2 separate regions of the Homo sapiens genome follow, and region 1 is linked to region 2. Evidence: read pairs that join two places in POLR2A ChIA-PET (ENCODE). Cell type or tissue: CD4-positive, alpha-beta T cell. All regions are shown on one strand. Each heading gives the region's core, and the rest is flanking DNA. Links, peaks and the distances in the headings are about the cores only. Region 1 overlaps AAR2 (AAR2 splicing factor). Region 2 overlaps DLGAP4 (DLG associated protein 4).

The links. ChIA-PET counts read pairs that join two places held together with the same protein. Peaks named below come from ENCODE experiments on the same cell type or tissue, not always from the same donor. Only the 100,000 strongest peaks of a DNase experiment are listed, where the experiment ranks them.
Region 1: POLR2A ChIA-PET joins it to region 2 with 12 read pairs; 7 of 35 experiments call an interaction of 5 or more read pairs at or near these places.

The regions. Positions count from the first base shown.
Region 1 is chr20:36,243,563-36,251,069 of GRCh38, forward strand. It overlaps AAR2 (AAR2 splicing factor), which reads left to right. Exons shown (of 4, transcript NM_001271874.2): 3 at 1,135-1,364. Among named protein-coding and RNA genes, the nearest start is that of AAR2, 11 kb to the left of the region's middle. In CD4-positive, alpha-beta T cell, for the core only: no CTCF peak of the experiment used is centred there; no DNase peak of the experiment used is centred there.
Region 2 is chr20:36,395,685-36,403,191 of GRCh38, forward strand. The region is part of intron 2 of DLGAP4 (DLG associated protein 4); the gene reads left to right. Among named protein-coding and RNA genes, the nearest start is that of DLGAP4, 93 kb to the left of the region's middle. In CD4-positive, alpha-beta T cell, for the core only: no CTCF peak of the experiment used is centred there; a DNase peak (open chromatin) is centred at 4,187.

The sequences.
Region 1 (7,507 bases), core at 1,909-4,408, 150 kb before region 2:
GAAGTAGAGAGAATGCCTGTGATGAGGAGCAGTATTCTGTGGTAACCAGAGACCCAGTTACTTGCCCAGGGACAGTGGTGTCTGGATCATCAGGTCTCTGTTTGAGATGGGCATCTGATAGAAATTGGGAACATAATATTTTTTGAGTGCTACTTTGTGCCAGGTCTTATTCTAAATGCTATACATGTACTATATCCATTCATGTAATCTTTGCTACAACCCTCAAATAAGGAAATTGAGGCCTTAATAGATTGAGTAACTTGCCCAAGGTCACACAGCTGCTAAGTGGCAGAGCTAAGATTTGAAGCTAGGCAGTTTGGCTCCAGAGCCCATGCTCTTAGCCACCAAGCTGCTCATAGAGATTAAATCACAGAGCCCTGTGGTTAAGCAAACAAAAATAATCTGCCTGGCAGGCTGACCCTGGAATAAGTACTCATGAATTTTTCTTTTGTGGGAGGTTCCAGAACTGTTCCCACCCAATGGAGAATCTGTTTTATCTTTCCGTTGCCCACATTGTGAAGCATTAGATGTGTGGCCTTGGGCAAGCCCTTGACCTTATCTATGAAATGAGGCAAATACCATCTTCCTGATCGCCTTGTGGAGTTGGGCTGAGGGTTACATGGTATAGTGCAGTATTTCCTGACCCTGGAGCAGACCATCCACATTAGAATCACCTGGGGAGCTTGTTAGAGCTACAGATACGAAGGCCCCATCATCTCTCCTCCACCAGAACCTCTGAGGGTGAAGCTTGGGTAGCTTTACTTTTAACAGACTCTCAGTGATTCTGATGGGCAGCCAGGTTTGAAATCCACTTGGCATAATATCCATGAACACATTTTGTAAACTTAAAATGCCAGGCAAATACTGGGAATACCTCTTCTCTAGCAGTCTGATTTTATAGAAATCCAAAGCCACAGGTTGGTTTCCCATGGCTTGAATTCATAGCGGTTCAGCAGACATCTATTGAGTACCTGTTAGGTGCAAAATCTCCTGCCAGGCTCTGCAGGAGTGACAAGGATAAAAGCTCATCTGTTGCTGAGGTCCAGTGGAATTCATGGCCTTGTGAATAGTGATGGAGAGTGTCAGCTGGTCCTCCTCTCCCTCAGAATCACTTCTCCTCTCTGCACCTTTCAGGTGAACTCCAGTTTGCTTTTGTGTGCTTCCTGCTGGGGAATGTGTACGAGGCATTTGAGCATTGGAAGCGGCTCCTGAACCTCCTGTGCCGGTCAGAAGCAGCCATGATGAAGCACCACACCCTCTACATCAACCTCATCTCCATCCTGTACCACCAGCTTGGTGAGATCCCCGCTGACTTCTTCGTAGACATTGTCTCCCAAGACAACTTCCTCACCAGCACCTTACAGGTGAGCAGTCTTTCTGACTGAGCTGATGCACATGTGGGTCAGAATTGAGGCAACAGTATGTGTTTTGTTTCTCGCTATTCTTCCATGACCCCAAAATTTTTAAATTTCAGTTTCCTAGTCTTGGGATATTTCCTGCTTTTCTCTCTCTTACTCAATTGTAAGTGCCTCTATGCCAGAAATTTTCTCTCTGTACCACCCTCTCCCTACACCTCGTCCCCAGAGTGCCTAACACTGGGGTACTTGGATTTGAATTCCTCCCACTGCTTTGGTTTACTCAGCTTAAAACAGCGTTTCTTTCTCCCTGTAGCCATGAATTGCTACAACCCAGTAAAGCAGAATTTTGAAGTTTGTTATTCCCAGTGAAACATCTGCAGCTCCTTAGATCTCATTTAAGCATTAAAATAACTTTGATTTCCTGTTCAAACAAAATGTGCCAGTTTCTGCAGAGATTCTATGACAGAAAAAGTGAAATTTGCTTTTAACTTGGCAATTAAATTTTCATTATGAGTGGTAATTAGGAAAGAAGCTTCAAACAACTTACAATCTTCATCCTATGCTATTTCCTCCCTTTGCAAACAGATTAGTCCTTTATGTACTTGGGACAGCCTCTGTCACTCACATTGTGTAACTTTCTCAAGAATAGAAGAGGCAGAAGCTGCCACTGTCAGTTTCCATACTTTCCCTCCCATGAGCTTCTTTCTTCTCCCTGTGTGTAATACCCCCATGAGGCCTGCTCCATATAAGGCAGCCTTTCACCAACCTTCCAATCCCACTCGGGGTAACAGAAGGGACGAGCATTCGTTAAATATTGGGGCTGGGCGTGGTGGTTCATGACTGTAATCCCAACACTTTGGGAGGTGAAGGCAGGAGGATCACTTGAGCCCAGGAATTAAAGACCAGCTTGGGCAATATAGTGAGACCCCGTCTCTCCAAAAATTAAAAAATTGGCCAGGTATGGTCATGTGCACCTGTAGTCCTAGCCACTTGGGAGGCTGAGACAGGAGGATCACTTAGCCCAGGAGTTTGAGGCTATAGTGAGCAATGATTATGATCGTGCCACTGCACTCCAGCCTGGGCAACAGAGTGAGACCCTGTTCACTCATTGAATCCCTTTGGAGCCTTGTAAGATGGGGGTATTATTCCCATTTTACAAATGGGAACACTTGAGAATGGTTAAATCACTTACTTGAAGTCATACAGCTGGCAGGTGGAGGTCAGGATTTGTACCCAGGCCTGAGTCTTGGTTTCCTGCCTGTGCTTATGCCCTTGTGTAGTGAACACAGTGTGAATCCCCCAGAAAGGATTCTTGATTGACATCAGTGAAGACTTCATCGAGGTCCTGTTTCTCAGAGGTACAGAACGCTTTTCTAAAGCCAACCTACTGTTGGATGAGTCCCTGTGAGCAGGCATCTGACTTAAAGCTGGCAGTTGAAGGACCTGTGTAAACCATGGCAATGAGTCAGTCAAGCGCATGATTTGAGCCTGGTCTGTTCCACTCAGAAGAGCTATAAAACTGTCCTTTTACTGGTTCTTCATATAACAGAGAAATTAAACCCCTTTGTCCTTCCTCTGTGGGGAAAATTTTCCCCAAAGGTACTGGTTATGGGTTGTGAGGCAGTGTGAGGAGGCATTAGCCTGCTAACTTGCCTCTGGCAGTGGCTGCTTCCCTCCTGATGCACGTTGATGCGTCGCACAGACACAGGAGGGCCACGGTGTTGCTGGCTGTCCAGACCATTGTTAGCACAACCAGCAGCTGAGCTCTATAATTGCCAGGCTTTGTTGCCAGCAATGATTTACAAAGCAGAAAGTGCCCAGCTGGATTGCTAGATGCCCAGGTGGGTTGTGCAAAGCTGATGGTTGGAAACATTCAGTCTTTGAACTTTTCACCAAGAAAATTCGATGTCATTATTTGGAAAAATCCAGGGCATGTGCCAAAACAAAACAAAACAAAACAAAAAACACATGTCTTTGAGCATTCTTCATATATAACATTCTACTGAAAGTGTTGAGGAATATATATACATGTGAGTTAGCCAGGGTTCCTGCCCTCAAGGGATTTGTTCATTGATTTAGCAGGTAATTGCTGAGCATCTGCTGTATAGAAGACTCTGTTCTAGAACTGGGAATATAGCTGTGAGCAAGACAGAGTCATTGTCTTGACTCTTGTAATTTGAGAAAGTTAACAGAAAGTTAACTAGCCAAGTAACTCCAGATAGCAGACTCTTGTATTTTGAGAAAGTTAACAGAAAGTTAACTAACCAAATAGCAGTAAGCAGGTAGCAGTAAGTGTTTTAGAAGGCAGTCCTGCCCTAGTACCATTTCCCTAGCCCCGGCCTTTTGGTCTCACCTAGACTGCATCGGAGTTTACCAGCCTCCGTGCTTACCAGTTACCCCATCTCTCTCCCACACTGCCACCTGAGGTGCTGCTCCATAATGCAGCTGTGATCCTGCTTCTCTGTGGCTCCTCATTGCGTGGAAAATTAAAAGCCTAAACATTGGTCGCAAAGGCCATTCTGATCTGGCTTCTTATCCTGTTCTCCAGCTTCTCTTTCCTCTCCGTTTTCCCCCATCAACTCCAGCAACAGTGGTCTCTTTGCAGGTTCCTGGACAGGTTATGCTGTTTCATGCTTTTTAAAAAAAAAAATTGTTGTAAAAAACAGCTGGTCCATGGTGGCTCACGCCTGTGATCTCAGCACTTTGGGAGGCCGAGGCTGGAGGATCACTTGAGGTCAGGAGTTAGAGACCAGCCTGGCCAACATGGTGAAACCCCCATGTCTACTAAAAATACAAAAATTAGCCAGGCATGGTGGTGGGCGCCTCTAGTCCCAGCTACTCAGGAGGCTGAGGCAGGAGAATCTCTTGAACTGGGGAAGCAGAGGTTGCAGTGATTCGAGATTGCACCACTACACTCCAGCCTGGGCAAAAACAGTGAGACTTTGTCTCAAAAAAAAATAATAAAAATAAAATTGTGGTAAAAAAAAACACAATTTAACATATATGCCCTCTTAACAGATTTTCAGTGTTCAGTACAGTATTAACCATAAGCATCATGCCATCCAGCAGATCTCTAGAACTTCTTCATCCTGCATAATTGAAACTTTATACCCATGTTTCATACCTTCTTGCCGGAACCTGATTTTCCCTCTCCCTGGTACATATTTGCTCATTCTACAACATGCCCTCAAGGCATCCCTCTCTGTCAAGCCATCCCTCCTCTCTCTGTCTCAATCTCTGTCTCTCTTTCACTCTCCCCTTTCCCTACTCTTAGCTTACTTTGAACTTGTCGCTATTATATTGCATGAGATGTGCTTGCTGAAACTAATATATTGTCTGCCTGACTCCCGCACTGAGTCATGGGCTCCTTTTACACGAGGCCTATTTTTTGTTCATCTGGTTATCTTCTTCTTCTTCTTTTTTTTTTTTTTTTGAGACATAGTCTTGGTCTGTAACCCAGGCTGGAGTACAATGGCGCGATCTCGGCTCACTGCAACCTCTGCCTCCCGGGTTCAAGTGATTCTCTGGCCTCAGCCTCCCAAGTAGCTGGGATTACAGGTGTGCACCACCACGCCAACCTAATTTTTTTGTATTTTTAGTAGAGATGAGGTTTCGCCATGTTGGCCAGGCTGGTCTCGAACTCCTGACTTCAGGTGATCCACCCAACTCACATCTGGTTATCATCAATATGTTGTCAAGGCCTAACATTTATGTCATTTGGTGTTATTGGGTGTTTTTAGATGGATAGAGTTCATAATTCTTGTGACAATGTAAATATCATAGGTATAAACAGTGGAGTCTGATCAAAGGGCGTTAGGAGCACCAAAGAGGGAGTGGTTAATTCTGACTGGGGTTGAGATTTGAGGCTTTATGCAAGGGTGGAAGGTGGGGGCATTTGACCATGCACTTGAGGGATGACTGAGATTTCAAAAGGCACAATGTGGAGAAGGATATTGTAAAACTTTTTTTTTTTTTTTAATGGAGAGTCACGTTGATGCCATGTTGGCAGTGAGAGTCCAGTTCTCCACACAGAGGCATTCACTCAGGGCATTTGTGACTGAATGAATCAGCCCATAAAAGCCTTCCTCAGCCAGCCGCCTGCCCTCCCAGGTAGTCAAGTAAGTGGAACTGGCTGTCTTACTTAGGAGCTTAAATGGCTACTACCCATGGAGAGGGACTGGTGTTTGTGTGTGTGAGCACTTAAAGACAGCCACATTAGCATGGATAAAATCAGCCGCGTAATGGAATTCTCTTAGCCATTAATTTTTTTTCAACTTTCCCATGTGAGGCCCTTTTGAATAGAAGCCACTGGTTTTTACAAATCCCTTGGATTTCACTTGAATAAAAGGGATTTGTTTTACAAAAATAGATGCAGTTTTTTCTTTTATTTAAAGCAACGTAAGTCACCATAATTCATTTAAAACCAATGAAAGGATAATCTGAATTTAATGATATGTTAGAAAGTGAGTTATGTACAAAATAAGGATTTTTATTGTTGATTACGTAGTACTTAGGCATATAGTCATCTAACCTGTTTTTAAAAATACTTCTAGTTACAATAGGCCGTATATGCTTTCCAACTTCCTTTGTTGCTAGTATTCTAAATGTGTGTTCATCTTTAACTCTTGAGGGAAAACACCAACTCTGACGATGAGGTCTATGGTATTTTTATCACGATGCCCACTATGATAAATTTGCCTGCCTACTCCTACACCTCTTGCCATTAGCTATCTCTTTTGCATGCTTAGTCTCATTGAGCCCTCACAACAGTGCTAGAAGCTAGGTCTCTAATCCCATTATATAGATGAGGAAGCAGGCTCAGGAAGGTCACATAATTTGCTCAAAATCAACAGAGCTAGTGAAAGGCAAGGCTGAGCTTTACATTCTAAAGCCTATGGTGGGCTCCTGTATATGATTAGAGCCCCAGATGAAACATCCCAGATTTTTCAAACTGACCTCAGGTGATCTCATTTATGCTGCTTTTTACCTTCCTGGTCATCATTGTGAAACAATAGTCTTGCTTTTAACACCACTTTCTTCTGCTGCAAGTGGAAACAAAATCTTCTACCTATTGCTAGTTTCATTCTAAGTTGAATAATTATTTGGGAATTGAAAAAATTAGGAAATGTCATCTTTTTGGTCTAGCTAAAAAAATAGGATAAGATAGTGACATAGCTACCTACCTTGATATTTTGAATTTCTCGAGGTGACCTAACTGAACTCAATTTATTTAACTTAGGTTTAAGAAAAGCTTTCACATGTGTGACTAAAGTAATTTAGAATTTCATAATACACAGATTAAATGATTAAAGTGTTCATGCTTTATTTTGTGTTTGAAGAAAAACACCCAGTAGGTGTGCTTTTTGTTTTAGATAAATGCATTTGTTTGCAAAATATTATCCTATTTCAAAAGTATTTTTTAAATATTCAGTATTGATATGCTGAGATTAAGGTGATTTATGTCCCAGTGACGTTAAAAAGTGTTGACTTGATTTTGTTTTAGTGAATAAAATAACTAGACCACTGTTAAGTTTCCTGAAGAAGGCGTAAAATTAATCTGAAAATAAAAGAATCAGAATAAGTTATTGCTTGGAAACTAAGTACTATTTAGACATCTTCATTTCTGAATTGTGAGGAGTTTTTACAAATACCAAGTTTGTGAAACTGTGGTCAAAAATAGACCAGGAAATGCCAGGGGGTAGGGGTGAAGGAAGGGTTTGACTGCTAAGGGGCCGCACAAGGGAGCTGTTTGGTGTGATGGGATGGCTCCATGTCCTGATTGGGGTGACGGTTACACAAATTTATACGCACCTTCAAACTCAGAACTGGATACCAAAAGCAAAGCAAACACTGTGAACATGTATCATATGGTGGTTGCATGGGGGTATATATATATTTGTCCAGATTAACTAAGCATTTAAAATTGATGAATTTACTAATCTGGGCAACATAGTGAGAACCTGACTCTACAAAAAATTAAGAAGAAAAAAAAAATACCAGGCGTGGTGGCTCATGCCTCTAATCCCAGCACTTTGGGAAGACAAGGTGCGTGGATCACTTGAGCCCAGGTGTTCCAGACCAGCCTGGGCAACATGGCGAAACCCTGTCTCTACAAAAAATACAAAATTTAGCTAGGCATGGTGGCATGT
Region 2 (7,507 bases), core at 3,147-5,646:
GACAGGATTTCACCATGTTGACCCGGCTGGTCTCAAACTCCTGACCTCAGGTGATCCGCCCGCCTCGGCCTCCCAAAGTCCCGGACCTGGCCAGCACTGCCATTCTCGACCATGCTCAGAGCAGGGGTGTGGCAAACATTAGTCTCTGTGCTGGATGGTCACACATATTTGATCGCTTATGGCCCTCACCATCAAGTCCATGAGAGAGATGCAGTTATTACTCGTCTCATTTTCTGGATAAAGGCATGAGGCTTTAAGAAGTCCCAGAGGTCCCTGAGACTGGCTGGGCTGATTAGATTGAGGCCCAGGCCTGCCTGGTCCCAGCTTCCAAGGCCACACCAGCTCTGAGGAGCCCACCTGCACACACAGCAATCTTGGGAGGCCCATTGAAACAACATCATGGCAGTGGGGACTCTCGTCCACTGAGGAGGGAAGCACCACCTCCGGAAAGGCTGGAGCCCCAAGGTCTAGTCCGAGGTTGACATCCTCCTACTGGGTGACCTTGGGCCAGCATCTGCCCCTCAGCACCGCAGAAGTGCAGTGAGTGGGGTTACTTGACCGGCTTGAGACCTCTTCCAGATCTGGTGTTCCCACATCTAAGAGGATGATCATCCCAAACCCCTCACCCAGAACCCAGCACACACACACACACGCACACACACACACACATACCACACGCACATACACACACCCCACATACACACATGCCACATACACACACCACATACACACACACACACCACATACACACACCCACACACACACATCACATGCACACACACACATACACATCACACACACCACACACATGCACACCATACACACACACCACATACATACACGTGCACACACACGCACACACACACCACAGACACACACATACACACACCACATACACACACCAGACACACACACGCACGCATACACACCACAGACACAAACACATACACGCACACACCACACACACACACACCACACACATACCACATACACATACCATGAGGGATAGATGGAACTTTTGATCTTCCTCTGGGGTGATTCCAGGGGCCTATTGAAGACTTCTCACCCTGAAGGCAGCCCTACTTAGCCTCAGTTTCTCCATCCATAAAACACGAACCATAACGAGCCCTGCCTGCCCTCTCAGGGCGGTTGCATTCAAATGATTCAGAAGAGGGAGAGTGGTTTTTGAGAGCTGTGCCCTTTTAAAGAGTGACAACCCACCATGGAACAGGAAGTTGACCTGTGCCCCAGGGAGGAGTTTCTGGGAAGAAAAACCTTGAGGCACCTGAAGCTGCAGAGGAAGAACCATCTTTATTCCCATATTCCAGGCAGGTAAACTGAGGCTTAGATTTGAGACATGATTATCTCTAAGTGGTATGGAGCTGGTAACAAAAACATCAGTGGGGAAGAAGGTCCCTAAGGGGAAGGGCGGGTTCCCTTAACAGACACGCCTGACCTTGTAAGTTTCCCTGAGGCAGCCCTGTACTCCCTTGCCATGGAGTAAGGATCAGTACACATGGACTCGCCTGAGAGCTTGTTAGAAAATGTAAGTTCTGGGGTCTCACTCCATTTAGACTTGGGTGAGTCCTAATTCAGGGGTTCTGGGAACCCAACTTGAGAAACACTGACACAGAAACGAAATAGCGAGAAACCAAAGCTATTCTATCCAGAGCATGCATTCAACTGACATTCACTAACAGCCCTTCCGTGTCACGCCCTGGCCAGCCTGCAGGACCCAAAGATACTCCCCAGTGCCATAAGGGAGGCATATGTGGAAATTGGCAGGCACTCCCACCCTTCTCCCTTCTTTGGATTTATTTTGGTGTTTCTTTTCTAACTTTTGGAGTTGTTTATCATATTGCTTTTCAGTTTGTTTTTTTCTTTTCTTTTTTTAATATAAACACTGAAGACTATACGTCTCTAGATACAACTTTAGCTGCATCCCTCAAATTTTGATATATTGTATTGTCATTATCATTCATTTCTAAGTCTTTTCTCATTTTCCTTTTGGTTTCTTCCTCAGCCCACGAGTTATTTAGAAATAGATGTTTTTTAAATTTCAAACGTATGGGTAATTTTCAGTTATCTTTTGTTACTGCATTGTTTCTTTGGTATTCGTTGAGATTGGCTTTGCAGCTTAAAACTTGGCAAATTAGGCCAGGCATGGTGGCTTACGCCTGTAATCCCAGCACTTTGGGAGGATGAGGTGGGTGGATCACCTGAGGTCAGGAGTTCGAGACTAGCCTGGCCAACATGGTGAAACCCTGTCTCTACTAAAATACAAAAATTAGCCAGATGTGGTGGCGGGCGCCTGTAATCCCAGCTACTCAGGAGGCTGAGGCAAGAGAATCGCTTGAACCTGGGAGGCAGAGGTTGCGGTGAGCTGAGATTGTGCCATTGCACTCCAGCCTGGGCGACAAAAAAACTTTGCCAATTTTTGTAAATGTTACATATGTGTTTGAAAAAACACGTATTTGCTAATTTTGGGGTTCAAACTTTTCTCTGTTCTTGATGTCCAGTGACAATTCTGGTGTGTTAGAGAGAACCAAGGGCTGTCGGACCCAAGAGGAGATTCCTGATCCGGTCTGTGTGTCTCAGGGAAGGCCTTCTGGAGGAGTTACTACTTAAAGATGTAAGTGTTAGGCTAGGAGACAAGATGGGAAAAGCATTCCACCCAGAGGGAACAGCATGGGCAAAGGCATGGAGGTATGGAGTAACTCTTGGCAAAAATGGAAACACTGATAAAATTTGCTAGGAATCAGGGTGAGGTAAGATCAGTCTGGTGGAGGTGGCAGGGTCAAAGGAGTGATGTTTATGAGAGAAGATATTACTAACACAGCCGTAGAGAAGAGTACATCAGGTGGCAGGAGCTGTGGAAGCAATAATACCAGCCAAGATCCATTAAGCTCTTATTGCTTGCTAGGCACTATGCTGAATGTTCTATGTGATTGCCTCGTTTAACCCCCTTTAACAGCTCTGTGAGATAGATACCATTATCTCCATTTATAGATGAGGAAATGGAAACCAGAGAGGTTGAGTAACCTGCCCAAGGTCACACAGCTCCAAATGGTAGAGTCAGGATTGGAAGTCAGCCAGATACAGTCTGACTCTGGCTCCCACATTCTCAGCCACTATGCTGTGGTTCCTGGGTATGATGGGAGTTGCTGGAGAATAACGTGTGGCTGGCTGTGACTGGAGCTTGGATTACCTAATACACAGCAAGGCTGGCCAGGCGCGGTGGCTCACACCTGTAATCCCAGCACTTTGGGAGGCTGAGGCGGGTGGATCACTTGAGGTCAGCAGTTCAAGACCAGTCTGGGCAACAAGGCAAAACCCTGTGTCTACCAAAAATACAAAAATTAGCTAGGCATGGTGGTGCATATCTGTAATCCCAGCTACCTGGGAGCCTGAGGCACAAGAATTTCTTGAACCCAGGAGGCGGAGTTGCAGTGAGCCAGGAGGTTGCTGGAGGTTGCACTCTAGCCTGAGCAACAGAGTGAGACTCTGTCTCAAAAAACAAACAAACAACAACAACCAAGAAAACAAAAACAAAAACATAAAAAGCACAGGCTGGACAAGATGAGGGCTTTACATTCAAGAGAATTGGGTTCCAGTGCTGACTACTTCCTAGCTCTGTGGCCTTGGGCAAGTCACTTCCACCCGAAGAGCCTTGGTTTCCTTATCTATAAAATGAGACCCATGCCCTTGCTCTGCCTGCCTCACATTCTGTGTAAGAAAAAATAAGATCATGCCTGCTTTGCAATCTCTGAAGTGCTCTGCCTGTGTCTGTCATTGTTGGACCAACCCAGAGAGAGCTGGGAATGGCCAGCCAAGGGACAGAACTGCCTGCTGCCAGCACTGGGGAGCTATGGGTGGGCCTTGAGCTGGGGAGGGGCAGGGAAGCCTGGAGCCTTGAAAGTGAAGCTAAAGAACCTCGCAGACCCTTCAGTTAGCTCTGTCAAATTCTGTAAGTATTTGTAAGAGTTGAATGAGTTTCAACTTTGAGCCAAGTTTCAGCTCATGAGCTAATTCCAGTGGGTTGCATAGAGTGCAGATTCGAGGATTCCAGGCCTTATCCCATCAATGAGAACGTGAGGTTTCCATTAGTTATGTCTGCCACAGGTGTAGGAAATACAGCTGGTGGTGAGCTCTGAATCTGCTAGTCAGGCTGTAGTCCCGAGGCTCTCAAGGGCACAGCAGCGCCTCCCAGGGGCTATTTTTGTTACCACAGTAACTGAGCAGGGGCTACTAGCTTTTAGAGGGCAGGAAACTGGTAACATTCAGGCCAAACTTTCACAATGAAGAATTGTCCCAGCTGCGTTCCATGTGACTTTCAAATGTCCTGCCAGCCATTCCTGTAGGCAAAAATAACGAAACTGAAACAAACAAACAAAAAACCTGTTTGTAACTCCCTGATCCTGGACCCTCACTATATTTTGTATACAAGCTTGAAGTACCTTTTTACCCAGTTTTAATATACCAGGAATGTAACTGTCATGAATGCCAAAGAAAGGATGTGCTTCTTCTGTTGGTTCAGAATTTTACCAAGAGTTGGTCACCATTTTGGAAGGATCATCCCCTCTAGCTTGTGGTACCAGCGATATTTGAGCAGCTGATTCAACAGCACATCTTTCTCTGTCTGCATTTGTAACTGTCACAGATTCTGTGGGTAGGTGCTGGCATCTGATTCCTTCATTACGCCTTCTTGACGAGTTGTGTCCCAGCATTGTGCTTTACAATATGAGTCGTATTATAAATTACTTTCCTTTCACTTCTCCTTTATATTTCAGTTAGGGCATTGTATGTTTTTAAATTACGTGTGTAGGTAGGTAATATGATCTATGAATTTTATTTCAGGAGAATAAAAGGGGACATTACAAAATATTTTCTATAAAAATGGCATTTGGGGTCTGAGGGGGTTGGATGGGGTTGGGAACATTGCAGCCCAACTCCTTCCTTTCTGATGGGGAAACTGAGGCTGGGGGTGGGGAAGAGGCTTGCCTTTGTTCGTATGGAAAGTGGGAGGCAGAACTTGAAACATATACTTTAGGAAGATCTTTCGCACTCTGGAGTGGGGGGAATCTGGGGGCAGAAGACCAGTGACGTGCCTGGAACAGGGGAATGGGAGTGAAGGAGGGGGTGGCTGTGGCAATGGCGATGAAAACCAGGTGCGGAGTTTCGAGATGTTTTGGAGGCCACCAGGCAGCTGTCACCGGGCGCTGGGGGGCCAGCGGGGAATCAGAGGTGAGGGGCAATGTGCTTTCTTGAGGAATTCCCCCCTTTGCCGGAAAAACTGGCTTTCTGTGGCTGGGAACCTCAGAGGAAATCAGGCCATCCCACAGAGAGGCCAGTCAAACTCCTCCTGCCACCACCCCTCCTCCAGTCCCCCACCCGCCCAGCAACCAGAGACCTAACCTGGCCCCGGCCAATTGGGCAGCCTGAGGCCAAAACAGCACCCATCCAATCCTGGGCGGCAGAGGCTGCCGCTCCCTGAGAAAATGATATGCCTGTTCCGAGAAACCAAATATCCTACAATGAATCCAATTAGATTTCATAGGCACATGAGAACGCGATCCATCTTAAATGTCCTCTGCAAACCTCCAGCCACAGATAAATATTTTATTCCATTCCAAGCAGTCCCGGGCAGAATATCAATTAGCATCCAGCTGCCTCCCTGGCGGGTCCAGACAGTCCTGGCTGAGGAGGGGGCTCTGAGCTGAGAGGGGAGCCCCCAGTCTTTGCCACGTGCTGCTGCTTAGCCCTGGTGTCACCTCAGGCAGGCGGCTTTTCCCTCCCGGGCTGTGTGTCCTCACCTGCGGAATGGGTTTGCAACATTGCCCTTCCTGCTTCTCCCCCAGTGCCCTAGTGCTGAGCAAGGAAGTTCATGTTCACTCATCTGACAAACAGTCCCTCAGTAGCTGCTGGGTGCCAGCATCGTGGTTAGCGTTGGGGACACAGCCTTGAATAAGATAGGTCAGTCTCTCCCCTCTGGCAGAGCTCACAATCTGGGAAGAGGGCAGCAACAATAAGCACATAAATGAAGACCGCTTTTGACAGAGACGAGTTTTACAAAACACACAGGCTGCTGTGACAGAGAAAAAGAGGGAGCACCCACTGTAGACTGAAGGATCAGGGAAGGCCTCCCTGAGGAGGTGACGTCTGTGCCAAGACCTGAATCGGGAAAAGTATTCTAGAAAGAGGTACAGCCAATGTGAACGCCCTGAGGGAGGAAAGTGCTTGGTGAGTTGAAGGATCTGGCAAACCAGTGTGGCTGGAGCCGAGTGAATGACTAGGAGCGGGGTGTGAGAGAAAGCTGGAGACAGTGGCAGGGCCAGGGTTGGGGGTGTCAGTTCATGCTACATCTGTGTTCAGTAGATGAATTGTGAAACCATTTACAACTGCAAATGAGCAGGGCCAGGAAGACACATGTCATGCCAGTGGGAGGGCCCCCAAGTCAGCGCAGATGCAAACCTGGCCCCAGGTTCCGTGCTAGGGCTCTACTGATGGGAATAGGCTGACAAAAAGGAACTACCTGTTACTCAGGATATCCCTCAACCTGGTCAGAGTCATTTGGGGTTCAAAACTCATCTCTACCACTTACCAACTGGGCAAGTCACTTTGCTTCTCTGGACTCAGTTTCCTCCTCTATAAAAGAAAAGGCATAATCTCACCTACACTTTGGGTCTGTTAAATGGGCTAATGCGTGTCAAGTGTCTGTTGGATCATATGTGCCTCATGAATGAAATAGTTGCTGTTACTACTGCTATCATCATCATTACAGTAATTCAGGCAGTGGCTCATGCCTGTCATCCCAGCACTTTGGGAGATCAAGATGGGAAGATTGCTTGAACCCAGGGGTTCAAGACCAGCCTGGGCAGCACAGTGAGACCCTGTCTCTACAAAATATTAAAAAATTAGCTGGACATGGTGGTGCATGCCAGTAGTCCCAGCTACTTGGGAGGCTGAGGCAGGAGGATTTCTTGAGCCCAGGAATTCCAAGCTGTAGTGGCTATGATCACAAACTCCAGCCTGGGTGATAGGGCAAGACCCTGTCTCATAAAAAAAAATTTTTTTTTATTAAATACAGTAATTCATTTACTCCTCCTAGTCACCCTCTGTTACTACCTTCATCTTAACAATGGCTCAGAGAGGGGAAGCAACATACTCAAAGTTCACACAGATGGTGGAGGAATTGGGCTTTTAGCCTGGGTGTGTTGGATTCTGTAGCTGGTATTACTTCCTCTTTGCCACTCAACTCTGTGATAATCTAGTACATGGCTTAAAGAGAGCACAGAATGAGTAGAAACCTAGAGCCTTGTCCTCTGAGAAAAGAGGACAGAAAGAGGGGTGGATTTGCCCAAGGCTGTGTAGCTGGCAGAAGAAGAGACAGCCAGAGCGGATATGTCTTAGTCCATTTTGTGCTACTGTAACAGAATACCACAGGCTGGGTAATGTATAATGAACAGAAATGAATTGGCTCACAGTTCTGGAGGCTGGGAAGTCCAAG